Regions from separate parts of the Homo sapiens genome. Here all the other regions are linked to region 1. A link is a loop called in an ENCODE intact Hi-C map of the cell type or tissue named here. Cell type or tissue: A673. All regions are shown on one strand.

Evidence for each region. Peaks named below come from ENCODE experiments on the same cell type or tissue, not always from the same donor. Only the 100,000 strongest peaks of a DNase experiment are listed, where the experiment ranks them.
Region 2: a loop joins it to region 1, with 11 times the contacts of the local background. A loop is called at or near these places in 43 of 110 quality-filtered maps.
Region 3: a loop joins it to region 1, with 3 times the contacts of the local background. A loop is called at or near these places in 4 of 110 quality-filtered maps.
Region 4: a loop joins it to region 1, with 5 times the contacts of the local background. A loop is called at or near these places in 29 of 110 quality-filtered maps.

Annotation. Positions count from the first base shown.
Region 1 is chr6:52,158,826-52,166,825 of GRCh38, forward strand. No RefSeq gene overlaps it. Among named protein-coding and RNA genes, the nearest start is that of LINCMD1, 12 kb to the left of the region's middle. RefSeq lists silencers at 4,289-4,378, 5,603-5,803. In A673, a CTCF peak has its summit at 4,289 (motif pointing right); a DNase peak (open chromatin) is centred at 4,316; H3K27ac peaks cover 910 bases.
Region 2 is chr6:52,260,364-52,268,363 of GRCh38, forward strand. It overlaps MCM3 (minichromosome maintenance complex component 3), which reads right to left. Exons shown (of 17, transcript NM_002388.6): 14 at 7,502-7,605; 15 at 6,248-6,333; 16 at 5,712-5,781; 17 at 3,652-4,423. The coding sequence ends at 4,225. Among named protein-coding and RNA genes, the nearest start is that of IL17F, 20 kb to the left of the region's middle. RefSeq lists a silencer at 4,007-4,426. In A673, a CTCF peak has its summit at 3,576 (motif pointing left); a DNase peak (open chromatin) is centred at 3,538; H3K27ac peaks cover 749 bases.
Region 3 is chr6:52,060,244-52,068,243 of GRCh38, forward strand. It overlaps PKHD1 (PKHD1 ciliary IPT domain containing fibrocystin/polyductin), which reads right to left. Exons shown (of 67, transcript NM_138694.4): 12 at 5,733-5,834; 13 at 4,712-4,807; 14 at 2,276-2,417. Among named protein-coding and RNA genes, the nearest start is that of PKHD1, 23 kb to the right of the region's middle. In A673, a CTCF peak has its summit at 3,455 (motif pointing right); a DNase peak (open chromatin) is centred at 3,568; H3K27ac peaks cover 3,984 bases.
Region 4 is chr6:52,229,869-52,237,868 of GRCh38, forward strand. IL17F (interleukin 17F) reads right to left here. Exons shown (of 3, transcript NM_052872.4): 3 at 6,813-7,300. The coding sequence ends at 7,063. LOC124901328 (a long non-coding RNA gene) reads left to right here and starts at 7,218. Exons shown (of 3, transcript XR_007059607.1): 1 at 7,218-7,329. RefSeq lists an enhancer at 4,337-4,396. In A673, a CTCF peak has its summit at 4,528 (motif pointing left); a DNase peak (open chromatin) is centred at 4,503; H3K27ac peaks cover 765 bases.

The sequences.
Region 1 (8,000 bases):
AGAAAATAGAAAAAGAGAAAACGCTACCCAATCCATTTTAGGAGACTAGTGTAATCTTCATTCTGAAACCATTTACAAACTATACAAACAAGAAGATTTTTCTCTCATTCGTAGTTTTGAATATGAATGTGATCACCCTGGGTAGAATACTTGCTGATCAAATCCAAAGAGTAATAGATAATAACATATCATGATCAAGAAGACTTCCTCCCTCAAGAAATACAATAGTTCATTTTTAAAATCTGTTAATCTACCACACCAATAGATTAAAAGAGCAAAATCATCTCATTATTTCAATAGGTGCAGAAAAGGCATCTGATAAATTTCATCAACTATTTATAACTTTTAAAACAACTCTTAACAAACTAAGTTGATATTTCAAGTTGGTAAAAGTTATACACCAGAAATTAGGAGCAAACAACACTTCATAGAGAAACTTTGATGCATTTTCTTTAAGATCAGGAACAACGTAAATAATCCCCCCCAACACACACACACCCACTACTGTTTCAAACATGGAATTAGAAGTCTCAAACAGTATTGGGTAGGGGAGAAAAGGAGAAAAGAGGTTTAAACATTGGAAAGGAAGATATAAAACTACCATTGTTTGTAGATGGTATGATTATCCCACAAATAAATACCAACAGAATCAACAGATAATCTATTAGAAAATAAAAAAATCAAAAAGAGAATTCAGCACAGTGGATGGATACAAGATTGGGCATTAAAAAAAGCAATAGCATTTCTTTAACATCAGCAATAACCAACTGCAAAATACGTTTTGAAAATTAGATACCATTTGGAGTTGTACCAAAACTATGCAGTATTTTAATTGAGAAGTTCTCTTTAAAGAAAACTTTTAAACCCAATAAGGGACACAGAGAATGATCTGAATACATGGAGAGGCATTCTTTGGACTGGATGGTTGATATCATATAGCAGACAATTCTTCCCATTAACCTGTATATTTAATGTAATCCCAAATGAAATTATATTTGAGTTACTTTTTTTAACAGACCAATTACATTTAGTCAGAAATTAATGAAATAATAAATGTCAAAAGCTGGTTAAGTCAACCTATAAAACAAGATAGGTATCTTGCCCTAATAGATACTAAAACCTACAATAAAACCATAGTTTAGTGCAGTATTAATACAAAACAGAACAATAATGAAAAATATTAGACAGACTAGGGACAGTTCCATATACACAGAAAAACTTAACATAAGATTTTTTAATAGTCCCATAAATCAATGCAGAAAAAAATGCAGTATTATGAAGATGGTGTAGAGAAAATTGGCTCATTTTATGGAAAGCAATGAAACCAGATTTCCATCTAACATCACATACAAAGGTAAACTCCAGGTGGAGTACAGTTAAATGTGAAAAGTAAAGCTTTAAAGTTAATAGAAGAAAATGTAAAAGGACACCCTTGATGCCTAGTGAAGAAGCACTTTTTAAAATCTCCAACCATGAAACAAAAATACGGATGAGTTTTATTATATCAAAATTATGAATTTCTGTTCAATAAGGAATACCCATGCAAACACCAACAAATAGACTATTGATTCAGAGATCTTTTCAAAGTATAAAACAGGTACTGTAAGTCTAAACAACTAATATTTATAATATACAAGTAAATCCCACCAATAAAATGAAGAAATCCAAAAAGCTAACAAGCCTAAAAAGAAATGTTCAAAGTTAGTTATAATCAGAGAAATACTGATGAAAACAACAGTGAGATATAACTTGACTAGTAGATTTGCATAACATCTAGAGCTGGCTATAAGAACTATCACGTACTTCTGGAGGGAAGAAAGACCGAAGAGAGCTCTGACACATCTCCCTAGAGTAGATATGACCAGACTTTGTGACTCAGAATTTCTACTCCCATGTATATAGCTTAAGTAAGTTCCTATCGAGACCATAAGTGGCATGTACAAGGATATTTATTTGTAGTAGAAGCAGAGGGGGAGTTGGCAGCAAACTGAAATCCATCCCTGAAAGAGGGGCTGGCTGAAATGCACAGCATACACACCATGGGGTCAGAAACAATGGTCAAGGTGTTCATGGAGCAACTTGGATTGCCCTTATAGCAATATCATTTGGGTAAGTTTAAAAACATCAGAGGATGTATGGAAACGCCTGGATGTCCAGGCAGAAGTCTGCTACAGGGGCAAAGCCCTCATGGAGAGCCTCTACTAGGGCAATGAAGAGGGGAAATGTGGGATTGGATCCCCCACACAGAGTCCCCACTGGGGCACTGCCTAGTGGAGCTGTGAGAAGAGGGTAACTGTCCTCTGGATGCCAGAATGGTAGATCCACTGACAGCTTGCACCATGCACCTGGAAAAGCTGCAGACACTCAATGCCAGCCTGGGAAATTAGCCACGGAGCCTGTACCCTGCAAAGCCATAGGGGTGAAACTGCCCAAGGCCTCGGGAGCCCACCCCTTGGATCAGTGTGACCTGGATGTGAGACTTGGAGTCAAAGGAGATTATTTTGGAGCTTTAAGATTTAATGACTGCCCTGATGGCTTTTGGACTTGCATAGGGCCTGTAGCCCCTTTGTTTTGGCCAATTTTTCCCATTTGGGATGGGAGCATTTAGCCAATGCCTATAACCCCATTTTATAACACCTTGGAAGTAACTAACTTGCTTTTGATTTTACAGACTCATAGGTGGAAGGGACTTCCCTTGTCTCAAATGAGACTTTGGACTCGGACTTTTAGGTTAATGCTGGAATTAGTTAAGATTTTGGGCAACTATTGGGAAGGCAAGATTGATTTTGAAATGTGAGAAAGACATGAGATTAGGGAGGGGCTGGGGCAGAATGATATGGTTTAGCTCTGCGTCCCCACCCAAATCTGATCTCGAATTGTAATCCCTGCATGTTGAGGGAGGGATCTGGTGGGAGGTGATTGGATTATGAGGGCAGTTTCCCCCATGCTGTTCTTGTGATAGTGAGTTCTCAAGAGATCCGATGGTTTAAAGGTGTAGCACTTCCCCCTTCATTCTCTCTTTCTCTCCTGCTGCCACGTAAGACATGCCTTACTTCCCCCTTACCCTTCTGCTGTGACTCTGAGTTTCCTGAGGTCTCCCTAACCTTGAGGAACTATGAGTCAATCAAACCTCTTTTCTTTATAAATTACTCAGTCTCAGGTAGTTCTTTATAGCAGTGTGAAAATTGACTAATCCACTTTCCTTTTAGGTACTTTCCATAGACAAAGGTCTTCACAATATTTTAAGCAAATTATAAATGCATATTATGAATATGCCATAGAAACAACTGTATTTCAAACTGTAAGGCTGGAGGCATTTAAATAAAATGGAGTTTGTACTGCTTCTCTCCTGAATATCAGTGGAACACTGTCTTAGTGACTCTCTCCACCTACTGTTGCTTAAGCATATTCTGTCCACCTGGTGTTTCTGACAGTCCCACAAAGAGTTTGGCCCTATTGTTTCTAGATTCTCTTTCAGCCATTACAATGTTTGTGGAACCAAAACCTTAGTTAGAAGACTGTCATGCAAAAGAAGTGAAGGAGGTTGTATTGATTGGATTTTCAACTGCACCAGCCAAACACCTACTTCCTTCTCATCCTTCTCTCATGTATGTTGAACCTCTAGCTCATCATAAGGCCAGGCTTTAAGAACAATGATCCTGTCCAATCCCATCATTTTATATAAGAGAAAATGGGACCCAGAGAAGGGGAATATGACCAAGGCCAGACTAACGTAAGTCTCTCTTGAAACAAGAAAGTATTATTAACTAGGTAGCATTAGAGCTAAAACTCAAAACCAAATCTCCCACTTCTAGTTTATTCTCCTTGTTGGCCATCTTAGCTTAGTTGTTCATTGTAAAGCAGTGGTTAAGAGCACAGGCACAGGAATCAGATCTCTTGGAGTTACAATTCTGACTCTACCATTTATCAGTGGTGTGATCTGTGCAAGTTACTCAACCTGTCAATGCCTCAATGGTATAAAAAGAAGATAATAATGATATCCACTTCATAGAAGTTTCATAAATACTAAATAAGATAATCCATGTGAAGCACTTACAACAGATCCTGGGCTTTAGTACAGTTTCAATAAATATTGGTTATTATTGTTATTACCTGAAGAAAGATGACCTAAGGCATTAGTTTATTATAAATCCTAGTTCTGTCAAGAAACTTAATCATATGAATCTTAATTTGATCATATGCTAGAGGCAAACACAGTCGGAATCCATTTTGCCAAATATCAAGAGAACATTACTGTTCAATGCAGAAGATTTCTGCCATTCCTCAAATTTGCCACCAGATGACAGCAGTTGATAATAGGAAAGACAGCTCAGGTATGACTTGACTAATGCTTCCTCCTTTAAAATAAAAGCACCCTTTACAACCTTTGTAAAGCCCTCTTAAAGAGTCAATTTCCTTTCCTCACTATAACTCCGTAGGGGAGAAAAAGTAATATTCTTTTCTCAGTCCCACAAGGGTCATGGCTGACATCCCTATAAAAAAAGACACATTAAAAAAAGAAATGTATAACAAATTTAACAAAGTTTTACATGAGTCTTAAGAAATGAAGACCCAAAGACCCAGGGAAAATTGTGGATGTTTATGTTAAGTCTGATGAAAGAACTGGATGGTTGTGGAGAAATGTGATTGGACAAAAAGGAGTAGGATGTAATGGTAATAAACAAGGGGAGCTCAACAAGGCCTGTTTGTTCATATTCTTTTCTGTCTCTGTAGGACATTCATTCCCTGCAGATACAGGGCAGGACACCTGTCGCATAAGGACCAACTAATAAACAGATCTTTAGTTCTATCAAACAGCACCCAAGAACCAGTGTTCTCTCTCTGAAGTCCCCAGGTCTGAGAATGATCCAGGGATTGCATCACCATTGCATCACATAATTCATGTTTAATGCATGTGTTGGCATATGTTGTCTTTTCTACTGTCTTATGAATGATTTTTATGTTATTGTATGCCGAAATGATAGCATTTTAGATAAATTTGGTTAAATAAGATATATTGTTAAAATTAATTTCACCTGTTTCTTTTCACTTTTTTAAAAATTTGAAATAATATATATGTCTCTCATTATATCTCTATTACTTAGTGCTGTTCTAAAGGAACTACATTCAGAGAGTCACCTTATCAGGAAAGAGCCTGAAACAGAAGATTTGGCCCCTCACATACACTCCTTGGTGCTATGCCTTTGTGCTTTGAATACATAAGTTGCTTGAGCTTGAACTAGAACAAGACACAAAAATTGGCTCAAGATTTCTTAGCTCAAAGGTGAAATCCATGTGCAGCAGATAAAAGATAACTGGCTAGGGAGTAGGATAGCAGGAAGCTCACCCGGTCATAAACTAACTTAGCCTTGACTAAGTTGTTTAATTTCCTTACACCTGCTTCCTCACCCAGGGTGGGCTAAGATACTTCCTAAGATGCATTGATATTGTAAGTTTCATGATTAAACCAAGCTACCAGGGTCCATTCTCTTCCAGGTTATTGAAAAGTCAGTCCATGCTCACAGATTCAGCAAGACAAAATCAAGGCTTTGCCCTTTGTGACAAGGAGGAAGAGGGTGGACAGACTGTGGGAGGACCAGCACAGAGCCTTCACTCTCTGGGAGAGACAAGTTCTGCACACTAACTCATCATCTACAGCCGATCCACTTGGTTGTTCACACACACCCTCCCCACCCACATCCCATTATCTGACCAAGCACAGATATGGACCTGGCCTCCAGCCAATACCCACTGAAAAGATGACACTAATCTCAAGAGCACTTCTTCAACCACTGAGCAAATAGTGTGCATACACTGTTCACAAGGCACAAGATTGATGCTGGGGAGAGCATGGGAGCAAGATTGAAATATTGCCTACCTTCAGGGAGCCTAAATTCCAGCAGGAGAAGAGACATGTAAGAAAGGGCTGGACAGATAATTACTTAGTGTGGTACAAAGTAGGAAGAAGAAACACCGAGTGTGAAGAGAGCTTAGAATAGGGTCACCCATGCTGTCTGGATAGTGTTTCTGACATGCATGGTAAGCCAATGTGGTTGAGTAGTGAAGAAATTGGAATCCACGTGCAGATGGTTGGGTTCAAAGTCCAAATGTGCAGCCTGCTAGTGATGAGATTTTGGCCACACTGTTTTAGGCATTCTACTCTTTGTTCTTCTCACCTGAAATATAGGGATGATACTAATAGTATCTACCTCCAAGGTAGTTGGAAAAAGTTAGTGGGTCAATACAGAACACCAATGGGTCAGTTAGAAAATGCCTGGCAAGTAGTAACACTACTTCCCAAAGGTTTGTTAATTATCACTGGAGATTCCAATGGAGTTTGGAGATTCTCAGATATCCATTCATAGTTAAGCCCATTTTAGAGACTTTCTTTAGTCACAGCTAATAGAAGATTCTACTGGGGACCTGAGCCAGTCTCCCAAGTACAGGGTCCTCCCCTTACAAATGTTAGCCTCCCTCCAGGTAGTCCCAGGTGTCAGCAGAGAAGCAATTCCTTCCATACGTTTCCAGACCCAGAAAAATTGCTGATAATTCACAGAAGAGGAATAACCAAGAGCTAATAAACAAGAAAAATTGCCCAACTAACCAGCCTCCAAAGAACTGCAAATTAAACAGCTAAACACAATTCGCTGTGTATCAATTAATGAGATTTTTGCCTTTATTGATGTCAATGTTGTTTTTTTCTAATTTCAATTGGCTTTTATAATTCTATTTTTATTTTTTATATTTTAGAGACAAAGTCTTGCTCTGTCATCCAGGCTGGAGTGCAGTGGTGTGATCAAAACTCACCCCTGGGTTCAAGGGATCCTTCCGCCTCAGCCCCCTGAGTAGCTAGACTACAGGTGCACACCACCACACCCAGCTAAATTTTTTATTTTTTTGTAGAAATGGGGTCTCTCTATATTGCCCATGCTGGTCTTGAACTCCTGACCTCAAGCAAACCTCCCAGCTCAGCTTCCCAAAGCACTGGGATTATAGGCATAAGCCACTGTGCCCAGCTTCATTTAGATTGATTTTAATAATAACAATGCCAGGAAGGGTTCAATGAAACAGATAGTTATCATTCCTTTCCTTCAATAATTAAATAATACGTATACTAGAAACTGTGCTGTCTTTGTCAGCTAGTAGGAGTATAAATTAGAAACCAGGTGTTCAGAAAGCAATGTGACAATATGTAACACAGCTCCCAAAAATGTTCATACCCTATACATTTCACTTTTAGGGATTTTGTTTGTTTGTCTGTTTGTTTGTTGTTTTGAGACAGAAATCTCACTGTTGCCCAGGCTGGAGTGCAGTGGCGCATCTTGGGTCACTGCAACCTCCACCTCCCAGATTCAAGCAATTCTCCTGCCTCAGCCTCCCGAGTAGCTGGGACTACAGGCACCTGCCACCATGCCTGGCTAATTTTTGTATTTTTAGTAGAGACGAGGTTTCACCATATTGGCCAGACTAGGGTCCTAAGAAAATAATCCAAAGTGGAGACAAAGATTTATGCACAGAGATGTTTATTACAGTATCATAGTAGAATACTAGAAATAGTCTAATTACTCAATAATATGAAAATGTTAAACAAGTTATGGTGCAGACACACAAAGTTATTTTAGGTATCCATTAAAGATTTTTACAAAGATTTTTAACAGTATATGGAAATATATATCCCATAATTTAAAATTTTAAAAATGTCAGGCATAAAATTGCATATCCAGACTATCTCAACCACTTAAGACAATTAGACATAAAAAGAGGGAAATACACCAGAAAATTAGTAGCATTTATCTTGAGGTGATAAGTTATAGGTGGATTTTACTATTATATGAATATTTTTCTACAGGTTCCACTTTTTCAAAATGTGCATAGAAGCGTTGCTTGCTTTCGTGTTACTCCGAGCCAATGGCAATAAGCATGGGCATGTGACTGCAGATGTCCAGGACTGCAACTGGAGCTGAATTTGGAAGAGTAGCTTCAGATCCTGGGGTCTCTAG
Region 2 (8,000 bases), 100 kb after region 1:
GGCATGGTGGCTCATGCCTATAATCCCAACACTTTGGGAGGCTGAGGCGGGAAGCTCACTTGAGCTCAGGAGTTCGAGACCAGCCTGGGCAACATCAACACCGTCCTTACAAAAAATGTAAAAATTAGCTGGGCAGAGTGATGTGCACCTGTGGTCCCAGCCACTCAGGAGGCTCAAGAAGGAAGATCACTTGAGCCCAGGAGGTTGAGGCTGCAGTGAGCCATGTTTGTACCACTGCACTCCAGCTTGGGCTACAGAGCAAGACTCTATCTCAATTTCAAAAAGAAAGAAAGAAAATCACATTCATTACCAGAAGGGACCTCAGAAATCACGTAGTTCAACCACCTCCTTTTCCAGATGTAGAAACCATGCACTTTCCTCTAAGTGGCCAGCCTAGCTTGGCATGTTAACTCTGGTACCTAGTGTCAGAAAAGGAACTCAGATGCACATGCCTTTGCTTACCAGTGCAGGGCTCATGTCACCCTGCCAACCTTTTGGCTCTCAGGTGAGAGTTCCTATGCAACCAGAGTTTAACGCTCCACCCTCCCCACTTCCCTACATGTACAGCAGACATGGCGTTACCTGGCTCTTGAGAAGTGGGGAAAGGAAAGGATGGCAAGGAAGGGAAAGAGCTTGCACAGAGCTTGTTAGGGCTGAGCACCTGAGGCAGCCAGCACACAGGTGACTCTTGTGCTTGCCATATTCTACTGACCAAACCCTCCAGGCAGAGCTCACTTCACAAGCTCAGAATCATTAGGACAACTGGTGTAGTCTGAAATCTCCTCAGGAGACATGAGAAAGAGAGGGCTGGCAGATTCACTCGTTTCTGTGAACCTTTCTCCTCTTTATCCCCCTTGATGTTTTCCTACCACCCGGCCCTGTTGTGAGGTAACACTGTCCTCAGGAGAAAGCTGAAAAATGCATTGCCGAGCTAGCGCCGAGAGGGTCCTCTCTGGGGGAAGTGCTTGCCTCAGAGCCACACTGACCGGAATGTGGGAACCATCAGAGAGTGGAAAGGCAGGGAAGAGATGAGAGTTCAGGAATGCAGCCAGGGTGAAATCATTGTAAATGGTTTTGATTAAAGGATCATGTTTCATAAACATTTGTCAAAATGAATCACTTTGTTTTAATGGGCCCTCGAACTTGCAGTAATCAAAACCACTGCCATGAAGTAGTAATACACCAGGTGGGAACCTGCCATCTGCTTTCCCAATTATGTTTCACAAGCATCCTACAAGGCAGGAATCATCCCCATTTTACAGCTGAAATAAAGAGTAGCATAAAACTTACCTGAAGTTATTCGGTAAATGGCGGAGAAGAGATTCAATTTCAACAATCCTTACCAAATTGTCCTTTTTGAAAACCACCCTTTCATTTTGCCACTTCATTTATCCAGGGGAGTTAAGGAATAAGGTGCCATTTTTCAAGATACAAAAACTTACTTCTCTAAGCTCCCCAAATTATTTTAACTACAGTATTTCAGACCACAAACCTAAATGTAAACAGACTTCTCTTTTGGAATGAGGCACGCAGATAATTTAGCAGTTTTCTCTGGTGAATCTGGGTCACCACTGCAATCTCTGCAGGGTGGCAACAGCGATACCCTCAGGGGTGACTGGACTTGAGACATGTCAGCCCACTTGAGCAGCCTCTTTCAGGTCCCCACAGTAGGTCCTGCAGTGGATCACCTGTCAACAAGCAAGAACCTATCCTGGAAAAGCTTACCAGCTCTTTTCTGTTCTTGTAAGCTGGGAACTACATAAACAAGTTTCTTAAAACTCAATGTAAAGGTTGAATCATGCTATTTTAATACAATTAGTATCTATTGTGGCTGCTATAGTCTTCTACCTACTATTCTTTTGACTAGCTTGAAGAGTGATGAAATGGTCAGCAAAGTCAACCTGATATTACAGCTATTATCACAATGGTAGGTGCACATATCCCCCCACTCTGTGCCTCAGTTTCCTCAGAGGTGAAGGACAGACTAAGAGTCCCATTGACAGAATGTTTGCCTTTCTAGAACAAATCACTTGAGGAGATCCCTAAGAACTCCTAGAACTGTTCTTCATAGCTGTACCCCATCAGTAGCACCTGACATCCTCATGGTCCTCCCTGGATTCCTATATCTCTGTGTGTGCCCTCATTTGGTATATAATCATACTTAATTTTTTTTTAATAAAGACAGGGTCTCGCCATGTTGCCCAGGCTGGCCTTAAACTCCTGGACTCAAGCAATCCGCCTGCCTCAGCCTCCCAAAGTGCTGAGATTACAGGCATGAGCCACCGTGCCCAGCTGTACACTTTATATTTTGAAATTTTCACCAACATATTGACATATCCCCAGCCTAGAAGCCTCAGAGCAGAAAGCGCCACTTTTGCACCCACTGCTATACCTAGCACAACTTCTGACTTATTGCCAATGCTCAACAAATGGCAAATTCTTCCTTCTGGTACCACTGCACTCTCTTTTGAAACTGTGCTCTCTAGACCACTTCCAGTAGGACTTAGATCTCGCTCGCATCAGTGAGGGGGAAAAAAAAATCCCAGATAAAACAGAATTCCCCAATAATTTTGTACTACTCCCTTTAAGAAAAAAATCCCTTTGTCCTAACGAACCAAAGAATATCTCCTGCTTTGTGGTAAAGGATCACCCCTCAGCAAAAATGGAAAAGAAAATACCTCAGCAATCTTACAGCCAAGAACTGGCACAACTTCAGAGCCACATCTGCCACCAGAAAGCAGCTTCCGGTCCATGTGACCGAGGCCCCCCATAAAGTCACATGATTCTTCTAAGTAACTTGAAAAATTCTTCAGAAGCTATTCAAACCATATAACGGTAGGACAGAAGTCCCGCCCTGGCCCCATCACAAGCTTCTGTGCAAACAGGCTAACCAACCCCAAAGAGTGGACACCCAGGTAGTTTCAAAAGCATCCTGTAGGCTGGGCACAGTGGCTCACACCTATAATCTCACAGTTTAGGAGGCCGAGATGGGAGAATCACTTGAGTCCAGGAGTTCAAGGCCAGCCTGGGCAACAGACAGACCTCATCTCTACTAAAAATTAAAAATAAAAACTTAGCGGGGCATGATGGCACGTGTCTGTGGTCTCAGCTACTAGGGAGGCTGAGGCAGGAGGATCACTTGAGCCCAGGAGGTCAAGGCTGTCATCAGCTGTGATTGTACCACTGCACTCTAGTCTGGGCACAAAGCGAGACCCTGTCTCAAAAAAAAAAAAAAAAAAAAAAAAAAAGATACTGTAACAAGATCTCATTATGGGCAAGAACTCCCAGGATTTTGAGGTGTCTGACGTATCGGGTATTCTATCTTTATGAAGGATAAGTTTAGATTCAGGCAAAAAGCGCCAGGCAGAGGGGCAATTCTTCTCCTGAACTTTTACTCACTAGCCTCCCGTGGCCATTTAGCTATTTTAAATTGGCAGGGTTTGGTCTATACTATCAATTTTGACTGATAAACGCTGGTGCTGCTGAAGAAGAAAACTGCCTCTAGAGAAGACATGACCCCCAGAGATCACAGCAGGCTGCTGCCACCTTGTGGTAGTTTGCTGCAAATGCGGGAGCAGCAAACCCTGCACGATTGCTCTCAAGGAAAACAATTCAATGTTATGTATAAAAAACACACTATGACTATTAAGACCATGTGTACGAAATGGCTAAGTTTATTCAACATCTCGGATATTCATCTGGATATTGGGTTTGTTTTGTGATACAATACATATTCACCTTAACTGGTGCTACTGCAAAGAAAGCTTTCTTGACCTGCATGACGTGCCTCAGAGCTTCTCTCCACCAATTGGAACCACCCAAAGCCTAGTCTAGACCAAAGTGCTCTGGAGAAAAAAAACAAAACAAAAAAACAGCAAACAGAAAACAGTTGTGCCCCCAAAAGTACTCAGAAGTCATATGTTATTTACAATTGGGTTTGTGTGGGATGGGAAGTAGGGCGGATGAGCCAGTGCTTTTGCAATGAAGATGCAATAGTCATTGTCCTCTCCCACTGTCTCCTCTTTCCTCACCCCATGGCAGCTTTCATGACCCATTCCCAAAGGGTCCACCGAGTCCTGAACTCAGCTTCATCACCAACATTCCTCGCCTTCAGTTGAATTCAACACTGTTAAGGGAGTAGAGGCAAAGACTTGGGTCAGGGAGAGGGTGGGAAACACAGAACAAACTCTCTCGGCACAACCCAAGTTCAGAGACGAGGCCTCCTCAGATGAGGAAGATGATGCCCTCAGACACCATGACCTGATTGTCATCCTGCATCTTGCTCAGAGCAGCCTGGATCTCAACTGAAGAGAAGGGCTCTTCGCTGTCCCGGTTGATGGATTCTGTGAGGCGATTCATGCCGATTGACTGCGCATGAGCTTCCCGGAACACATCCAAGAGGGCCACCTTGAATGCCTTCAACCTGCCCCAGACAGAAGAAAGGGGGAAGAGGAGTAAACAAACCCAAATGCTCTCAGGAAACAGCTATACTAGGAAAATCCATAGTATTAATACAGTAGAGGCGTCCCCTCAATATTCTTTCTCACACACACATCTGCCTCTGATGGCAGTGCTACCCTTGAGGAGCCCCCTTTAAAGCTAAACTATTGTACTAGCGTGTGGGAAATTGGCATTCCCATTCACTGTAAAATAGTAACCCGGTCAGCGTCAATGCGGGACAATTTAACAGCACTTACTAAACCCTTAAAAGCGTATATCCTTTGGCCCAGGGAGCCCATTTCTAGGAACTCACCTTATAGCTATACTTGCATGAGTGCACACTGATAAATTTAATACTGTTTTACTGTAAACAGGGAACAACCCAAATGTCTATCATCAGAGAATTTCATTAAATTTTTACCCATCCATACCATGGAAACCCTGCAGTCATTAAAAAGAATGAGATCAAACAAGCACAGTGGCTTATGCCTGTAATCCCAGCCTTTTGGGAGGCTCAGGTAGAAGGACTGCTTGAGGCCAGGAGTCCAAGACCAGCCTGGGCAACATGGTGAGATCCCGTCTCTACAAAAAGTAAAAAATAAACACTGTAAAAAAGTAAAAAATAAACACTGCACTCCGGTCTCAAAAAAAAAAGTGAGATCTATACGAGCTGATTCAAGCATTTTAAGATACAGTTGATGGTTGTCCTTGAGGGATAGAGTTACAATTGATTTTAATTTTTTTTCTAAATACTTTTCAATGTGTTTCAAATTTTTTTCAGTAAATACACTGTATTATGTGTTTAAAGTATAAAAAGAAAAAACGTAAAACTTGGCTATGGAGTTTCTTGGTGTCCAGTAAACAAAATTCATAGATAAAAATGTTTCCTAAAACCCTGGTGGTAAAAATTCTTCATTTCAAAAACAAATGGCCAAAATGTATCTATCCCACCAAGAAGAATCTGAGGTTACAGTAAGACATTAAGTTTTATCCTTATTGTAAAACTCTTCTCTCTCAGAAAGAGAGAATTATTAATTTAAACAACTGAAGATTCTGGGTAAAGGACATCCAGAAGTTCTTCATGCTTTTCTCATAACTTTTCAGTAAGTTTGAAATTAAATGAGAATATAAAATGTTAAAAGCTGCAGGCCTCTAGTTTTGAGTTCTATTGATGACCAGCAGTTTGTTTCCCACCCTCTCCAAGGGAACAAAGTCCCTTCCTCAGCGATACACAGAATTCTTGAAGGGGCAGGAGCAACATCCGTACTCACCTGGATTCACTCAACTCCACTTTCTGGGATTCCTTGGTCTCCTGTGAGTCTGCCGTCTTTGGAGTGTGTACTTCAGAGGGTTGATGGTTGTAGAGATGGGGAAGATAAGCAAGGTGAAGCCATTTCCACAAACACTAGAGAAATCATCTCCACTCCCAATCTCTCACTCAGCCTGCTGAACACTCCTATTTCCTAGGGTTCTTATGGGGCCAGGCAGAACAATTAGGATATAGGGAAATCTTCATTGGATGATGAAGGAATTTAGTCAGGCAGGAGACCCTCAATGTATATATTATCTGAAATGCTTATACCAGGTGAAACAGCACAGCACAGTTCATCAAGGAGGTGTATATAATATAGCAAAGCTTTTTCCAAAGTTTCCCCTGAAGCTCTCTTGGGACAAACCTCTTGGACATAGGCCCCAAGCAGGGAGCCAAACAAACAGGAGTCCACAAGAAAATAAAGTGCACAGAGCAACTGGAAAAGTCCAAGAGTCACAGGAACAACCTCTTTCATCAGTAAGTGGGCTCACTCACCTTGAGGCATTTCCTCCTCTGTGTCACTGAAGTCATAGGGGTCGTATGAATCCCCATCTTTGGCATCTGGCTGGCGAGTCTTCCTTCTAAAATACCCACAGCAGTTAAGAGAGAGAAAGAGTTTGGAGACAGAAAGGCAAGGAAGCCCCATCACGTGCCTCTAACTACGGAGAAAAGGAAACAGAACCACTAAGTCAAAGTGAAGCACTAGGCTTAGGCCTTTGCAAACTGCTGCTTGTTCCAAACGAGACCAAGTCCCCAGACTAGAACACAAACAGGCGCTGCTTCCCAACGCTCTTTTCCACATCACTCACCCTTATAAATTCAACTATAAGCATGAAGGTTTTTCCCTTAGAATTTTGAAGTATATATTCAAAACCCTCAGTGGTTGGGTTGCTGTTCCTACTATTTAGCATTTCTTCAGTAGAGGGGTCAAAAGCACACAAGAAGGACTCGCTCTCCTTCTCTTTTACCCAGGGTATCTTCTTTTTTTTTTTTTTTTGAGACGGACGGAGTCTCACTCTGTCACCCAGGCTGGAGTGCAGTGGTGTGATCTCCACTCACTGCAAGCTCTGCCTCCTGGGTTCACGCCATTCTCCTGCCTCAGCCTCCCAAGTAGCTGGGACTACAGGTGCCTGCCACCACGCCAGCCTAATTTTTTGTATTTTTAGTAGAGACAGGGTTTCACTGTTAGCCAGGATGGTCTTGATCTCCTGACCTCGTGATCCGCCTGCCTCGGCCTCCCAAAGTGCTGGGATTACAGGCGTGAGCCACCGCGCCCAGCCTACCCAGGTTATCTTCATCCTCAAACCCCGCAGGTCTAGGAACACTCTCCATGAACAACCTGACATCAATAAGCAGCGCTGGTTCCACCTTCTACCCTCTACTTCTCTCCCCAGTCCCACTGGAACTTACTACTTTTTTTTTTTTTTTTTGAGATGGGATCTCTCTCTGTCGCCCAGGCTGGAGTGCAGTGGCACGATCCTGGTTCACTGCAACCTCTGCCTCCCAGGCTCAAGCAATCCTCCGACCCCAGCCTACCGAGCAGCTGGGACCACAAGTGTCCGCCACCACGCCCAGCTAATTTTTCTATTTTTTGTAGAGACAGTTTTGCCATATTTCCCAGGCTGGTCTCAAACTCCTGGACTCAAGTGACCCACCCGCCTCGGCCTCCCAAATTGCTAAGATTACAGGCGTGCACCCCCAACTTCTTGGCCACTAACTTTTTAATCTCATTTGCTTGCCCCACCTTACCTCTTCCTCTTCTGCTCCTGGTCCTCTTGGCTTTTCTCCTCTTCATCTTCTGTCTCTGATTCATCCTCACTTCGCTTCTTACGTTTCTTCTCCTTCTCCAGAACCTAAGACCAAGGCAAGTGTGGCTGGGCTAGAGGGGTCACTGATGCAGGGGAACTGCATCAAGAACTCCCAGTCCCTTCTGCATCATAAGCAGGAAAGACTTCCATGTTTCCAATGGTTTACCTAGCTCCTCTTGTCCCTAAGTCCCAGGACCAGGGGCAGAAGTAGAGACTGCTACCCATCTTTTCAAAATGCTGGGAAGTATGTTAAATGCTGTTTATATAGTAGGTACTCAATAAATGTTTACTGAATAAAGAAACAAATGTCTAGCCCATAATGGTTAAGTGAAAACAATCCATTTCCTTATAAATCAGGTGTCTAATTGAAATCCAAGACAACCCTTAACCTAGCAAAAAGCGAGGAAGAGTTTATCAGACTCACAACTCAACCCTTAACC
Region 3 (8,000 bases), 99 kb before region 1:
GACACAAATACCCTTGCTGTTGTGTCATGTTTGGGAAAGTTGTAGCCACAGCACACAGCTATACGGAAGCTTAGCTGACAAAACCACCTAACACAGCTATTGCAAGCCCTGGATCATGGTAGAAGCTCAATCTATAGTAAATACTATTCTTATTATTAGAAATAAAGACAGATTGCTTATGAGAATTTGCTCTGAGCTTACCAGCTACCTCAACACCTGCAGAGAGCATTTTTCTAATTAAAAATATTATGATCCACAGATAAGCGTCAATTCAAAATGTCAACAATTTCAAATTAAAACCCATCAAATGCAACTTTGAAGAAGATTACAGGCAATTTCATAAAACATTTTTTAAAAGATAATATTTTTAATATTTAAATTCCAGCAACCTAATATTATAGGCAGATATAGTTAAAGAACTGATTAGACTCTGTAAATAAATACCAAGAATATTTTCTGATAATGCTATTTTCTTAAATCTTCAGATGATCAATATAAAGATGTTTTTAAATTTTGCTTTAATGTACATACATTATCTTTATTTTTGAGATAATTTCATACCTAAAAATAGCTTCAAACATAACTACTTTAAAAGTCCACAATATAATTATATTAACTTACCAATAAATGAATATTTTAATTTTTTAATTTAAAATTTTTAGATTTTAAAGAGATTAATGAGAGAGGGAATGGAAAATTAGTTACTACCTGGCTTGTGGTTCCTCAAAATGGCAGTTAAAGGGACATACCCTGCAACACTTACTATAGAAGTCAAAATGTTCTTTTGCCTTTTGGGGTAGGCTGACTCACTCCTTAACACTCCCAAATACACCAAATGCAGCTGAAAGATTTTCCTTTGAACATTATTAAATGGTCGTTAAAAACTATGATAAATATGAATTATTAGGTGCTACAATGGACCACAAATTAACTGCCACATTTTTGTTTATTTGTTTCTTTGTTTAAAGACAGAGTCTCACTCTGTTGCCCAGGCTGGAGTGCAGTGGTGTGATCATGGCTCGCTGCAGCCCTAACTCCTGAGCTCAAACAATTCTCCACTTCAGCCTCTCAAGTAGCTACAGGTGCACACCATCACACCTGGCTAATTTTTTATTTTTTACGTTTTAGAGACAGGGCCTAGTCCCAAACTCCTAGACTCAGGCGATCCTCCTGTCTCAGCCTCCCAAGTAGATGGGATTACAGGCTCAAGCCATAGCATCCAGCCTTAACTGCCACTTTAAAACCATAAACTCATGGTTAAGTACCTAGTAAGTAAGGCTTCAGGAGACACTTTCCTGCTCACAGATTACCAACCCTACTTGGCTTATTCAATGCCTAAAAATTCTCTAAGCTTTTCTTTACACAACTGAGTTGAAATCTATTAGATTGGTGCAAAAGTAATTGCGGTTTTTGCCATTACCTTCAACGGTAAAAACCGCAATTACTTTTGCACCAACCTAATAAAATGGTAAAATATTTGGAGGAGGTCACAGACTGACTGAAATTCACACTCATGAGTCACAGTCATCCTCTCTAAGAAGGATTTCAAAGGGAAAAGAGATCCATCATTCAGTAAAGGATCCATCCTTCAACATATACACTGAGAACACACTAAGGAAACAGTGTGTCTAAGCAATTTTCAAGCTTTTATATTTTTAAGTTTACTTTAGAATACTAGAAATTTTGGCTACATCCTTGAAGGGACTAAAAAGACTAAAGGAATTACACACCATTAAACAGGAAAATTAGAATCATGATGCCATCACTACTACTGAAAACAATGTCTCACAGAACCCGCAAGAGCTTCCCCTACTATACAAGGGCCATTGGGTTGACCTTCAGCACTGGAAGGCTGTTCCTACAGCATGCTGCCTAGGCTTTGCTCCCTCATGTACCCAAAGGGCAAATTCTTGGATCTTTCTTTGGCATCAACCAGATGTTAGTTTTACCTCTTAACCAGGTACCTAAAGCATGTTTTACTCTGCTGTCTTTCCAGTCTCCTGGCCTGCTCAGCTCAATGTTCTAGTTGATAATCATCTCCAAAACAGATTGTAAACTAAGTTGTGGAAAATATACATATTACATATTGATCAAAATTTGTCCCTGCACTAGCATGACCAACACTGATTGAGAATACTGTCAAACTCTGTTGTTGTTGAATTGGCTAGTGTTATAAATTCCTGGAAATCTTGATACCTTCCTTATCTGTCTCCTAGCCTCACCTAGGTTAGCAAAGGTGCTTTTGATGTGGGCTCCCACTTTTCCTACAACATACCTGAAAGGTTGTCCTTCCTGTGACCAAAACCCAAATGGAGAACTGGCATTAGGGACAATCTGCCACCTGTACCCTGGGGTGGCTTCAGTCAGTTCCAGTCCCTCAACAGCATCTCCAACTTCAAAAAGAAGCCCTCGATTGCCTGTAAGACATGTAGATCGCATAAACATTACAGGGCGCACCTTCCCAAATTGGGGAATTACTTTATTTTAAATTACAAGGTGAAAGATGACCCAGATGCTACCTGTAAAGGTAAGTCAACCTAGAGCCAGATAGAGTAGTTATATGAAAGGTTCTGTAGTTAATATGAAATACAAATGTTCCGGAAAGTAATAAACATTCCATGGGTTAGGAGTTAGCCTTTTTTAGCAAGAGTTCCTAGAAAAGAGAATCAAGTCCTGGAGAAAATGTGAATTGAATGAGCAAACAGAAGCTGAGGCTGAGTAAAAGGAGGACAATGTGACTGTGTGCTGGTGACGTGGCTTGGCTTTGTGCTTCCCAAAGCCAGAAGTGGGCTTCAGTATCTTTTAAGTCCCAGTTCTGCTGTGAAATTCAATTCTCTAAAGTCTTTTTTCCCCATAACATTGGCAATCCTTAAGTTTCTCAAGTGTCATGGCCTCAATTTGTGGACCTGCACACAGAGCCAAATATGTGGCATGCTGCTATTATGTGACATTTTAAATGATATTGTATTAATTTATATTTTGTGTTAAGCAAACCCTGAGGCCAAAGGCACAGGTGCAATCAATATTGAATGCTAACTTGGGCTGAAGGCAAAACTCTGGAATCCCAGCTAGACGTGTAGCTTTGAGCAAATTCCTTGATGTCCTTGCATCTTCATTTTCTCATGCATCAAAATGGGACCAATAATAAAATAGCAATAATACACTAGGACCAAGGGAAAATATATACTCAAAGAGCCTGGAATACAGTAAGTGCTCAATAAAGGTAATTATGGTAATTATTATTTTAAACTAATACTGTTGTTCCTCAACAACTCCTAAAAGGGAGAGGTGGATAAGGAATAAACAGAAAAGTAAGAGCATATTTTGAAAATATTACTTTAAACCAGGGTTTCTCCACCCCAGCACTATTGATATTTTAGGCTGGGTAACTGTTGTGAGGGGGTGTCCTATGCATTGCACAATGTCTAGCAGCCTTCCCAGCCTCAGCCCACTAGATGTCAGTATCATCACCACCACCACCACTTCCGGTCTAACAGCCAAACATGTTTCTACACATTGCTACGTGTCCCCCGAGGGGCAACATTGCCCCTGGTTGAGAACAATTGGTTTCCATAGTAATTCGCCCAGCTTCTGTGGAAGAAACTTCAAAAGCCCTTCATAAAGGACAACACTAACTGTCAAACCAGCTGCATTCAGGAAATTATCCTACCACTACCCAAGTAGCTAAAGCAGGAAATACTGAAAAAGGGAGCAGACTCTCTATTTCCTGACAGGAAACACACATTATCTTGATTACTTGTTTCAGTAGTTTTGTTTCCTTGGATGGAAGCTTTCCCTGAGTAAAAACTGCAGATCTGGGAGCTGGAGAATTCTCAAGCCAAAACTTTGCATGCATTTTCACACCTGAATGCCCTTTCTTTAGAAAGGTTTCTTCCCCTGCTGGGCAACTTTCCTTGTAGGTGCTGTGCCTCTAGAGTTGACTCTCGCTGCCTGTAGTTTAACCATTAAGTCAGGCCCTTGGGCACAGATGTGCAGCCTGTGGTTCTTGGCTGAGTAACATACCAACTGCCCTTCATCCCTGACTACACTTGAGCCTTCAGTTCTAATGCTCAGCAGAAAAGTGCTCCAGTATTGTGCTCTTAATTTGCTGCTGTAGGGTGGATGCTTTAAACAGAGAAGGACAGCTGGAAGCTCCCTTGCCTCCTCCATTTCTGCCCACTTCAGGCATAACCTGGTGGCAACATCACAATATATCCCTGTTTCTCAAAGCAGCAGACAGATGCCCACAAGAGAGAAAAATTCATATTTAAATGCATCCCATTGTGCCCTACTCTCCGACCTTGTCTAATGCTGTTGTTTTGAGCATAGCAGAGCACACTCTAACGCTCCTGTCTTCTTAGCCAGTGGACGTGCAACTGACCCATTGAATGAAGGCGGGCAGTTTGGGGGTTTCTTCCAGTAGCTATAACAATATCTTGAGGGCAGTTATGCTTTCTAGACCATGGTCTCTTCTGGACGCCACTGGCCATACAGCTGGCTGGAGCTAGAAGTGCAATGTCACTAAGCACCTGAATAAAGCTAAGAGCCTTCCTGAAAGGAGAGCCTTGACAATGGTATCATGGACCCAGGGCTCACTGAGTAAGCCAGTCAAATAGATGAGAAAGAATTCAAACACTTTTATTTCTACTCGCCAGCCCATCATGATTAAAGATATTCAGAGTTTATTGAACAGCCCTGGTGGCTTCCTTACCTGGCTGAGGGGTGGTGAGCCTCACATCTTTTCCTGGAGCCCGAGTGGTGCACTCAATCTTCCTGGGAGACACGTGTCTAATATCACATGGAATGCCTAAAGCGAATTAAAGAAATTTATGTATGTGTGTGTGTGTAGGTATACATATATATGTATATGTGTGTGGGTATATGTATAATTATATATATATATATATATATATATATATATATATAGAGAGAGAGAGAGAGAGAGAGAGAGAGACAGAGAGAGAGAGAGGCAGTCGGGAGATGTGATGGCAAGACCAGACTGAAGTAGACAGGCTCCTATTCTAAGGCAAAGGGCTGGGTGTGGATGGAATAGCGAAAGTTGTCACCCCAATTGAAGGAGAAAAGAGAGAGTGCAGAGCAGCAGAGCATAGGGCAGCGTGGAGTATTCAGAAGGAAAGCCATGCAATGGAGTGCTCTTCATTGGGGACGTACTGAACCACCTAACTGAGCATGGGAGGTAAGTGTGACATGACAGTGTGAGGACACCCTTGGTGTCACCAACTACAGAGGCATCCCACCTGCTACAGGACCTGGCAAAACAAAAGGCTCTAGACAGGTCCATAAAAGGGTTTGCCAAGGTTGGGGTGCGGGGGATTTCCAGAGTAATCTGCATAGCAAATGCCCACCCACTCCTGCTTGTCTATATCAAGACAGCTAACAAGGGAGAGTGAAGAGAGGGGCTGTTTTTAGTAGAAGTAAACCTTTGTCAAGAAGGAGCTGTATTTCTTTCTTTCTCTTCACTCACAAGATAGGGGCACCTGAGGGAATTGCCTATGCATTGTGAGTGTGTCTGCAGGACATTCCATTCCTGTGACCCATGTACTGTAGGACCAAAATCCCACCTGGTCTCAACCAAACACATGACTTATCAAACATGATGAGTCAGAAGGGGCAAAGCTTGCTTCCTCCTGCATCCCTCATGCCATACAGACATATAATCTCCTAGAGCATCTAAAACTATGAACTATTTTCAGCCATTTCATCATAGTTACCTGCAATGGTAACCTGGGCAGAATTGTCAAAAAAGTCTCCTGTAATTGTGATGTTTGTTCTTCCCCCAAGGCTCCCAGTTTCTGGAAACACAGATAATATTTCTGCAAGAGTTAAAAAAAAAAAAAAGTAAGCTTCCAAATATAGACCAGAATATGACCTAGATAATAATATAATAATAGGAGATATTAATAATTTCTTACTTTAACTTTCTAAGTCCAGCAACAGTTGAATTTTTTTCTAGTAATAACTATTTAAAAATGCACATAATAAGAAAAAGACCAGAAGTATATATTATCGAGGATCAATATTTGAAAGGAAGGGGAAATGTGGAATCATTCATGGTATCAGCAAAAGCCCCTAGTACCATGACATTTTCTCAGAAAATCTGTCTCCTGACCTCAAGGACAATATTGACAAGTCAGGGAACAGTAAGTTACAACACAAGGAGGAATCAACTTTGGGTACACTGGGAAAGGCTTCAGTTCACCCATATGAATCTGTAATTTGCTCTAAGCAGAAGAATGAATTTCACTGTCTTTAGGACCCTCCCACTCTTTCCCACACTGAATGCTCCTTCCCCACATGTACCTCACACCTCATACCCAGTTCTTTCATGCTGCTCCTGATTGTTTAAAATTGCCTACAGTGACTCAGGCCTGTAATCCCAGAACTTTGGGAGGCCGAAGCGAGTGGCAGGTGGATCACCTGAGGTCAGGAGTTTGAGACCAACATGACCAATATGGTGAAACCCTGTCTCTTCTAAAAATACAAAAATTAGCCGGGTTCCGTGGTGTGCACCTGTAATCCCAGCTGCTTGGGAGGCTGAGACAGGAGAATTGCTTGAACCCAGGAGGCGGAGGTTGCACTGAGCCAAGATGGTGCCACTGCACTCCAGCCTGCGTGACAGAGCGAGACCCTGTCTCAAGAAAAAATAAAATAAAAAATTTAAAAAAAGAAATTACCTACAGTAATATGACACATAGTCCTCAGAATTTAGCTTTATCTCATTCTTTCCTCTCCTACGATCAAGCTTTGACATTTCTAAGATTCATTCCCTCCAGAGAAAAGAGGAGTTGCATTTTGTGTAAACTGAAGGTACAAAAGCTAATGATGAATGGTTACCCCTGAAAAATAGACATTTTAGGAGGTTATTTTATAATGCTTTTTGCCCATGAGACAAAGCAGAGGAGACATATGGAGGCAAAGATTGATCCCTTACACTCAGATACCAAAATTCACCACTAAACCATAATAACCCCCTGCTTTTAACCCACTATTTTATAATTTCTTTTTTTTTACACTAGCACTGGAATTTTGTATCAGCTTTACGTAGAGATTAACACATTCTTTTGTTATGCATTCAAAATTACACAGATCAAAAACAAAATTTATGAAGTTCTTAAACTTTTAACATAGTTGTAGATATTTGATAATTTTTTTCAACATTCACAGAGCACCTATTATATGGTACTAGGAATATAAAGATGAATACAAAATAGTTCCTGTCCTCGAGAAGATCAGCATGGTAAGGCAGGTATGCAAAACTATCATTTAATACCTTGGGTCGGAGAAATTAGAGAGTATATGAAAGAATAGAGAACTTTGGGAGTAGGATGGGAGTATTGAGGTGTAGAAGAAAATGTTTAGAGATGACACTAATCTGAGTCTTAAAGGATGAATTAGAAGTGGCCTAGCGAAGAGGAGAAGGAGAGGGCATTTAAAGCAAAAGATAGCCTGAGTGTGGACAGAAGAAATTGCACAGTGCATGTTAAGTGTGGCTGGAGTATGAGAGACAGAGATAAAGCTGGAGAAACAGACAAGGAGGAGGTCAGAAGTTTGCCCCATTTCCAGTAGGGGATAGCAAGCCATAAGAGGATGGTGAATAGGAAGGAACCATGCATCAGATATATGCTTGATGTAGAGAAAGCCAGGGAGGGGCTTGAAGGGGCAGAGGGCAAGTCAGGGCCTCTAGAAACCACTGCAGCATGTAACACAAGAGGTGATGGGGTCCAGAAATGGAGAGTTGCTGTACAGATACATCATAAATAAGAGAGAAAACTGGCAGAAATTGGTGATTGAACAGATATGGAAAGGAGGAGGAAGGAGAAATTTTAGATGAATTCCAAGATTCTTGCTCCTCTACCTCTTTAGACGACTTTTGGAATAAGAAGGATAAGCACCACTTTGTCAGTTTTAGAGATGCTTAATTAAGGCTCAAAAAGCTTAAAAGGCTTAACTAGTGATTGAATGTCAGCCCCTGAGGAGCT
Region 4 (8,000 bases), 71 kb after region 1:
GCTGTGATTGGGCCACTGCATTCCAGCCTGGGCAATAGGGCAAGACTTTGTCTCTAAAACAAAAAGAAAGAAAAGAAAATGTAATAATATTGGGCTATGGCAGTCTAAAATAATTGTTCTTGGAACCTGATGTGATTACTAGTGCCATGTAATAAATCATCCCAAAATTATATTATGTAAAACCAAAGCCATTTTATTTTGATAACAAAAATTCAGGAAGAGTTCAGCTGGGCAATTCTCTTCAGATCTCGTGAGCAGGCAAGCATCATAGGCATGTAGTTTGTGTAGCAGTAGCACAGGGCCCTGCACTTAAAAGGGCCCCACAGTTGCTTTAATGTTCTGTTTGACAGTCTTAATTTTTGTAACAATAGGCCCCACACTTTAAGTTTTGCACTGGAATCCACAGATGATATAGCTCGACCTACTCATGATGTTGCATTCAGATATTGGCTGGAGTTTCATCGACTGAAGTCTCAGCTAGGCTGGATGTCCTTACTCTTCACATAGCTGGCAGTGGATACTGGCTATTGGCTGGGAGCTCCTGTGAGACTGCCAACCAGAGCACCTACAAGTGACCTTTCCTGGAGGGAAAATGTAGTTGGACTTCTTGCATCGCAGTTGGCTCCCCAAGAGTGAACATTTGAAGGGAATAAGATGGAAGCTGCATAGACTTTTATGACCTAGGCTTGGAAATCATGGAGCCTGACAGAGTTTACCAGGCCTCTATCTGCAGGTGGCTGAGTGGGGCAGGAATTGATGTCTAAAAACAGACAGTTGGTCAAAGTGGTGAACAATTTCAGGAAAAGTTTAGAGGAAATGAGGATGTTGCTTAAAGCTTCCCAGAAAACCCTGGGGACAAGGGCTTGGTAAAGGACTGGACTTCCCATAGGCAAGCAAGATGAGGGCCATTATAATTTGAGATATTGATGGAAGCTGGCCAACCCAAGGATCTATTGGTTAGCTTTCTAATGAGCTTTCCACAAAGCTTAAAATGTCGTAATTGTATGACTAAGCAAATATTGTAGCTTGCTCTCCCTGACCATTCACAGAAAAAGTGATCCTCAGAAAAGATGCCATGGTTTAGAGCCTCTCACAAAGGGAAGTGATTTGTGGCAGATCTCCCACAAAAGGCAATGGAGCTTGGTGATGAAATGCAGAAGTCTACCACCATATCACTATTATAACCTTAGGAAAGATACTATCTCAATCTGTGCCACAATTTTCTCATATGTATAATGGGCCTATTTAATATTTCCTACCTCACAGAGTTATGATGATGATTAATTAAGTGCATGCATGTGAAGTTAGAAGTGTGTTTTCTGTTGTAACCAGTGAGCAAGTGTTAGCTTTTATCACAAAGCATTCTAGTACTAATGAGAATCATGGAGAATCCCTTGGTACTCATCTACTGTACAGTAGAAGTAATTATATCATTGCTTCACCCAGCAAAACTCATTTCCATATGGCAAGAACCACAATTCATTCCAATTCTTAAACCGAAATCATAGTTCTTAATAGATCTCACAAAGCTCAGCAACACAGATCCGAACAGAAAGATCTGTTTTCTTTTATATTTAATTCTATTTTTTCTGTACTTTCAAATACAGCAGCCAGAAGTTTGGCATCCCATATGTAGACACACTCAATATCAAAAGGCAGAAGCAAACCTTGCTTTCTTAATGGATCCCACTTGGGGTTTGAGGTGACCGCAGAAGACAAACAGGCTTTTGACAAGTGGTCTGTGGGAAGTCTGAGTGTTTTTTCCCTTAGAGGTTGAGAAGCCCAGGAATGTGAGATCAGCAGATGCCTGGGACCCTGGGGAACTCTTGCCTGATGGATTAGTATCTTCAGAATACTAAGCACTTTTCCATGAGCATGGTGTCCCTTACAAGGGGGACAGTCGCACTTAGATCCCACTCCAACGTTCAGCCTGCACGCCCCATCCAAGCAGTGCCTCCCAGAGCTGATTTCTGTCAAAGCCATGAGAATGTGGTTGTGGGAAATGGTTACAGGGCTTCTGGTGTTGTCACCACTATAAACAAAGTCTGGTCCTCACCTCAGGCCATACAAAGGGCTGCGGTGTGTCACCTATAGATAGCACGTAACAAAACCACAGAGGTAAGCCAGTGGAATCAGAAGGCTCCGAATATGTTCACAGCCACAACCCCAGAACAACTCATAAACTCATTTTTGTCTAATGCATTGATTTCTTTGGCTTTCAAAACAAGAATTTAAAGGTGGAAACATTCATTCACAGGCTCTGCATAACCACTAAGACTAAAACAGCTCGTTGGAACTGGGAACTGCCCTAAATGCTTTACATGTATTATTTCTTTTAATCCACTTTACAATCCTATGAGACAGACATTATCACCCCGCTTTATAGTTGAGGAAACTAAGACTCAGAGAAATTAACTAATTTGCCCCAAGGTAGGCCATAGATATGAAAACACACACACGCGTACAGAATTTTGATATTCAAGGCAACTATCCATATGCAAAGACATAAACTCTTCTGTTTGTATCACATAGTTTATAATTTTAAAAAGTAATTAAAACAGTTACAAGCATTATTTAACTTTTTAAAGTTAATAATTATTCTTTTATTTTTGGAGCTAAAGGTCCAAAAATAAAAGAATAACTAAATAAATTCTGGTTCATCAACTTGAAAGAATTACACAGCTACTAAAAATCATTGTGAATACTTTATGGAAACATTGGAAATACATAGAGTATAATGTGAAGTTAAAAATTACCAAATACAAATTGCATGTATCTTACAGTTACAGCCTTATAAAATATATATCTGTGAGGCAAATGAGCAGAAGAGAAAGAAAAACATTAATGTGATCTATTATTGTGGTAGAATAATAGATGGATTTTATCTTTCTTAATAATACACTAAACAATACACCTACCATGTCAGTAACTATTCCAAGTACCTTATAGATTATTATTCTATTCTCTCAATGACTTTATGAAGTAGGCGCTATTATCATCTCTATTTTACATATGAGGAAAAAGAGACACAGAGAGGCTAGGTAACAAGACCCAAATCATTAGCAACTAGTACAGCTAGTAAGGTCCAGAACTGATATTTTAACCCGGCATCTGGCTCCAGCGTCCACACACTAAGTCATTATGCCTTGCTCTCTGATATTGCCATGACATCTGTACCATTTAAGGGAAGAAATCAACATTTTGCCAGCAAGAACATCTTGATGCTCAAATCGTGATCATTTTTTATCTTAGTTTTGAAATATGTTCTTCTTCACTACTGAACAAAATTCTCAAAATCAGTACCCACTGAACTGGCAGGGAGCCAGAAATAGGTCACAATTTTTAAAGCACACAGTTATCTAGCTGAACGTGTATCACTCCTAAAACTAATTGAGCTAAAAATATTTTTCTTCCAATTTATACCAGCGGAGTGGGATACGATAGACATCTGGGTCCAGGGGGAATTTTTTAATGAATTGAATCTACAGCTTTCTTAACTTTTCACAGATGGAAAATTGATTTATACACAGGATCTATATACTAATATATACCTGCACTATATATACTATACTATATTATTATATGTATAGAAATTAAATAAAGAAAGCAAATTTGAAAACCATGAGGAACAATATAACTGTGTTTTTTTTTCTTTTATGAATGCCTAATCTGCCAGCAAACTGTGGTATCTAGACATAAAAATGGGTTCTGAGTTTCTTTGGGCCAAGCAAAATGGGAAACCTAAGTCCTCCTGTGCCTCTTGAAATAATGACTACCAGTTACCAAGCCTACTATTACCTGGTTACTGTATTAAGTAATTTACCTTTTTTTAATTTCGATTGCTTTACACAGAGCTCTTTAAAATAGATATTATATTGCATTTAACGTATGAAGAAGCTGAATCTCAGAAGGACAAAATTGACTAAATTCATACAAGCAGAAAATGGTAGAACCAGGATTCAAAGCCAAAAGCTGTCTACATATTAAATGCATATTTTCTACCTCTCCTTTTAGGGAAGGGAGTGGGGGAAGAAAAATCAACTTACTATTTTTCTCACTGTAACTTACAAGTAAAATTTATCACACAGAGCTTTATATATATAGGTGACTTTTATCCAAATTTGGGGAGGTAGGGAACGGGAAAGGAAGAGAGAAACAGAGACAGAGAAAGAATATGTTGGTTTTTTTCCCCTTAGCCAAGCATTCATCAAAAAGAACTGGATGTTGAAAGAAAAGACTATATGCTTTCAAGTTTCCACGTGGAAAGAAAGGTTTCTCTCTCCACACATGATGAAGCAACGTTGTATTTGAACACCTAAACTGCTCAACTTCAGCCACTTCTCCTACAGGAAAAACAAAGGCTCTCCCAGAAAGCTGAGCGCAGAGCAAAAGAACACAGCCTACGCACTCTGCCTCAGCAGTGGCTTCCAGTCACCAAATAAAACAAATTACCCATAAAACAGTCATTTCTTTCCTTTCAACGTATACTGAGGAATCTGGGAACAACTGGACACAGTTCGCCACCTTGTGAGCAGGAGAAGACGTGCAGTTTCCTGAAGGACAGCCAACCCTCAGTGCAGAAGCCACAGAGAGAAGCTTTGTGACTCAGGGCCCCAGGCTCCAGAGCACCACATACGATGTCTTTGGAGATGTGCGGTGCGGGGTTATTTCTGCACTCTCTCCCAGGGCCAGCCTGAGGCCACATAAATAACTGAAATGGGTCTTTATTGCACACACTACAGCATTGCTGCAAAACCCTTATCAAAGTCATGAACTTGGAGTCAACGAACCTGTTTCTGCTACTAACTACCAAGTGACCTTGAGCAAGTCGCCTAATTCCTGTGGGCCACATTTGCAAATGAGAAAGATTGACCAGGTGATCTACAGGGGCTCATCCAGCTCTAAAAATGTGAGTGTGCTGTCGGAGTGAAATTGCTTTCTCTCCGATCTTCTCACTGGCCTTCAGATTTCTGATCTCTTTTGCACTCTATCACCAAAGTTATCTTGTGAAATATAGCGATACTCCTGTTGTTCCTGTAACGGAGCTTACAAAACCATCCATGAGTGGCCCATTTGCCCACTGTTCTTTGTCTACTACCAAGTGAATTCATTCATTTATTCATTAAAGAAATATTTGTTATGTGTTCCCCACCGCGTCCCCATGTCCACACTATCCTGAGCAAATAGAACTACTTTCAGTCCCCCAGCATACCAGGTTTTTTTGTATCTCTTGCCTTTGCTCATGCTGTTACATTTGCTTGGAATGCCTTTCCCACATCTTCCTCCAAATCAATTCATATTCGTCTCAGTGCAAAAGTCATCTTGTTTCTGAAACTTTCCAGGAATTTCCTATATCTTCCTAACATTTCATACCTTGATTACAGTATTTGGCACACTGCCTTGAAAGTACATGTGTACATGTGTAATGAAATGTGAAATAATGTCTTTCTTTTTTTGAGGCAAAGTCTTACTGTCACCGAGGCTGGAGTGCAATGATGAGATCATAGCTCACTGCAGCCTCCAACTTCTAGTTCAAGCGATCCTCCCATCTCAGTCTCCCAAGTAGCTAGGACTACAGGTGTGTGCCACCATGCCTGGCTAATTGTGTGTGTGTGCGTGTGTGTGTGTGTAAAGAGAGAGAGAGATGGGATCTGTGTTGATTAGACTGCTCTTGAACTCCTGGTCTCAAGCAATCCTCCCTCCTTGGCCTCCCAAAGTGTTGGGATTACAGGCATGAGCCACCACACTGGGCTGAGATAATATCTTGATACACTCAGTGGTGCAATTCTTTTCCCCCTGAAATTTCCTTTATGCTTCCCTCACTACTCAGACAGAGGGCTTTTTACATGCACTACCCCTAGGGTACAGCTATTACTGCCCAAACGAACAGAAAACTTTCTTCACACAGATGTGAGCATCACAATGAACTTGTGAAATTCAGAGCAAAATTGTGAAGCTGATAGCTATGAGAGGAAGGTATTTTACATGTTAAGAACCTGAACATTTTAAGTACAAAAGTCAATATTTATATCCTAAGCACAAGATTCTGGAGCAAAGAGATAGAGAAAGAGTTCGCCTCCCCAACCACTCCCATTCCACACCCACCAACAGACTAAACAGGTCAAAATGGGAGCCAGGCTCCTGCTGACTGCCCATCCTCAAGCCAAGTCCTAGGTGGGAGTGAGAACTTATAGCCCACTTTCTCTCTGGTACCTGGGAGGCAGCAGCATTGCCGACGTGCTCTGAGTTAGTGGCATGCTGGAAGTAAAGGAGAAAATGTGGTGTGCAACAGAAGCACCAGAAGACCTCTGAGTTTCCTCAGAGTGGCATGGAGATCAAAATCTGGAAGCTTGCGTGCCCCTAAGATGTTAAAGAGATGGACAAAAGACAAACAGTGACCCCTAAAGGGCCCAGAAGTCAGAGGAGGAAACAAAGTGGCCACCATGGCCCTTATGACCAGGGGCTCTTTGGATGGCCTCTATTAACACATGGCCCTTCCATATGCATTTCTTACTTTTCTTTGTGTCTCCACTGGCTAGCACAGTGGCCAAGAAGTACTTGCTTTGTAAAATAATGTAGTTGGGATAATGAAGCAGGAAAGTGTCACTAGGGAACCTGAGTTCTGTTTGCACCATTTTCCTTAACTCTCTATGTAACCAACCTCCAAGCATCATTAATAACAAAACAACTCTAACACTGGTGCTCTGATGAGGAAATATGAAAAACAAATGATAGGCATATAGAATTCCAAAATGTGTAGGGCTACACAGTCTGTGAGTACAAGCTGGGAATGCAAACAAACACCTGAAGTATTTTTAAATTATTAATACTTTATTATATTAGCACTGAATATATTAATTTTTCTCCTAACATTTTAGATATCAAATATAAAGTGTAGTACATACACACATACATTGTGAATATTTTCTGTTTCCATCCGTGCAGGTCTTATTAAGAGTCCTGTGAAGTGGAGGGAATTGGGGGTCAGACAGGACTTGTTGCAGAGCACTGGGTAAGGAGTGGCATTTCTACAGCTTCTTCAGCTGAGTGGATATGCACCTCTTACTGCACATGGTGGATGACAGGGGTGACGCAGGTGCAGCCAACAGTCACCAGCACCTTCTCCAACTGGAAAGAAACAGAGCAGCCTTGGTGCTTCCTCCGGACGACCAGGGTCTCTTGCTGGATGGGAACGGAATTCATGGAGATGTCTTCCTTTCCTTGAGCATTGATGCAGCCCAAGTTCCTACACTGGGCCTGTACAACTTCCGAGGGGTACCGGTTGGGGTCCCAAGTGACACTGCAGGAGGAGCAAGCCAAAGCACAATGGTGAGGCATGGGGGAGGAAGACAGCGAATGAGAGCCCCACAGCACTGAGTGTTCACCTGCAGGGAGGCAGTTCTGCAGGGCTGTGGCACAGGTTCTGGAGCCACACAGCCTGGAAGCATACACCAGCCTCTGGCAGTGGCTTACCTTTCTAAGCCTCAGTTTCCTCAACTATAAGATGGGGATTTTCATATACCATTTTCTCATGCAACTGTTGAGAATACTCAGTGATACAAGTACATATAAAATACCCCACTGTACAAATGTTAGCATTCAATTAACATTAGATCTTTCATTGGCATTATTATTATTATTATTACAATTCTTTATTCTCTGCCTGGAGATTGAACGTCACTAGTCAGTCTTCCATCACTAGTCGGTCTACAGAGCCTGCTGCTTGGAAAGGAAAGCCACAGCCCCAGAGGTCTGTGAATCTCAGACCTTCTCTCCATTTCTCCTTTAATAGGCCCCTCTGCCTGGAGGCATAAAGACCACAACATTTATCCTGCCAGCTTGCCATTGTACATATTCCACTTGTAGTGTGACAGGACCCCCACCAGGTTACTTGAGGGTGTGTGTCCACTGTCTGAACCCTGAAGGACGGGCAGTGAGCCAAGGCCACCATGCACAGCCAAGGAGCAGGCCACCGAGAACCCAAACATCTCAGAGAGTAT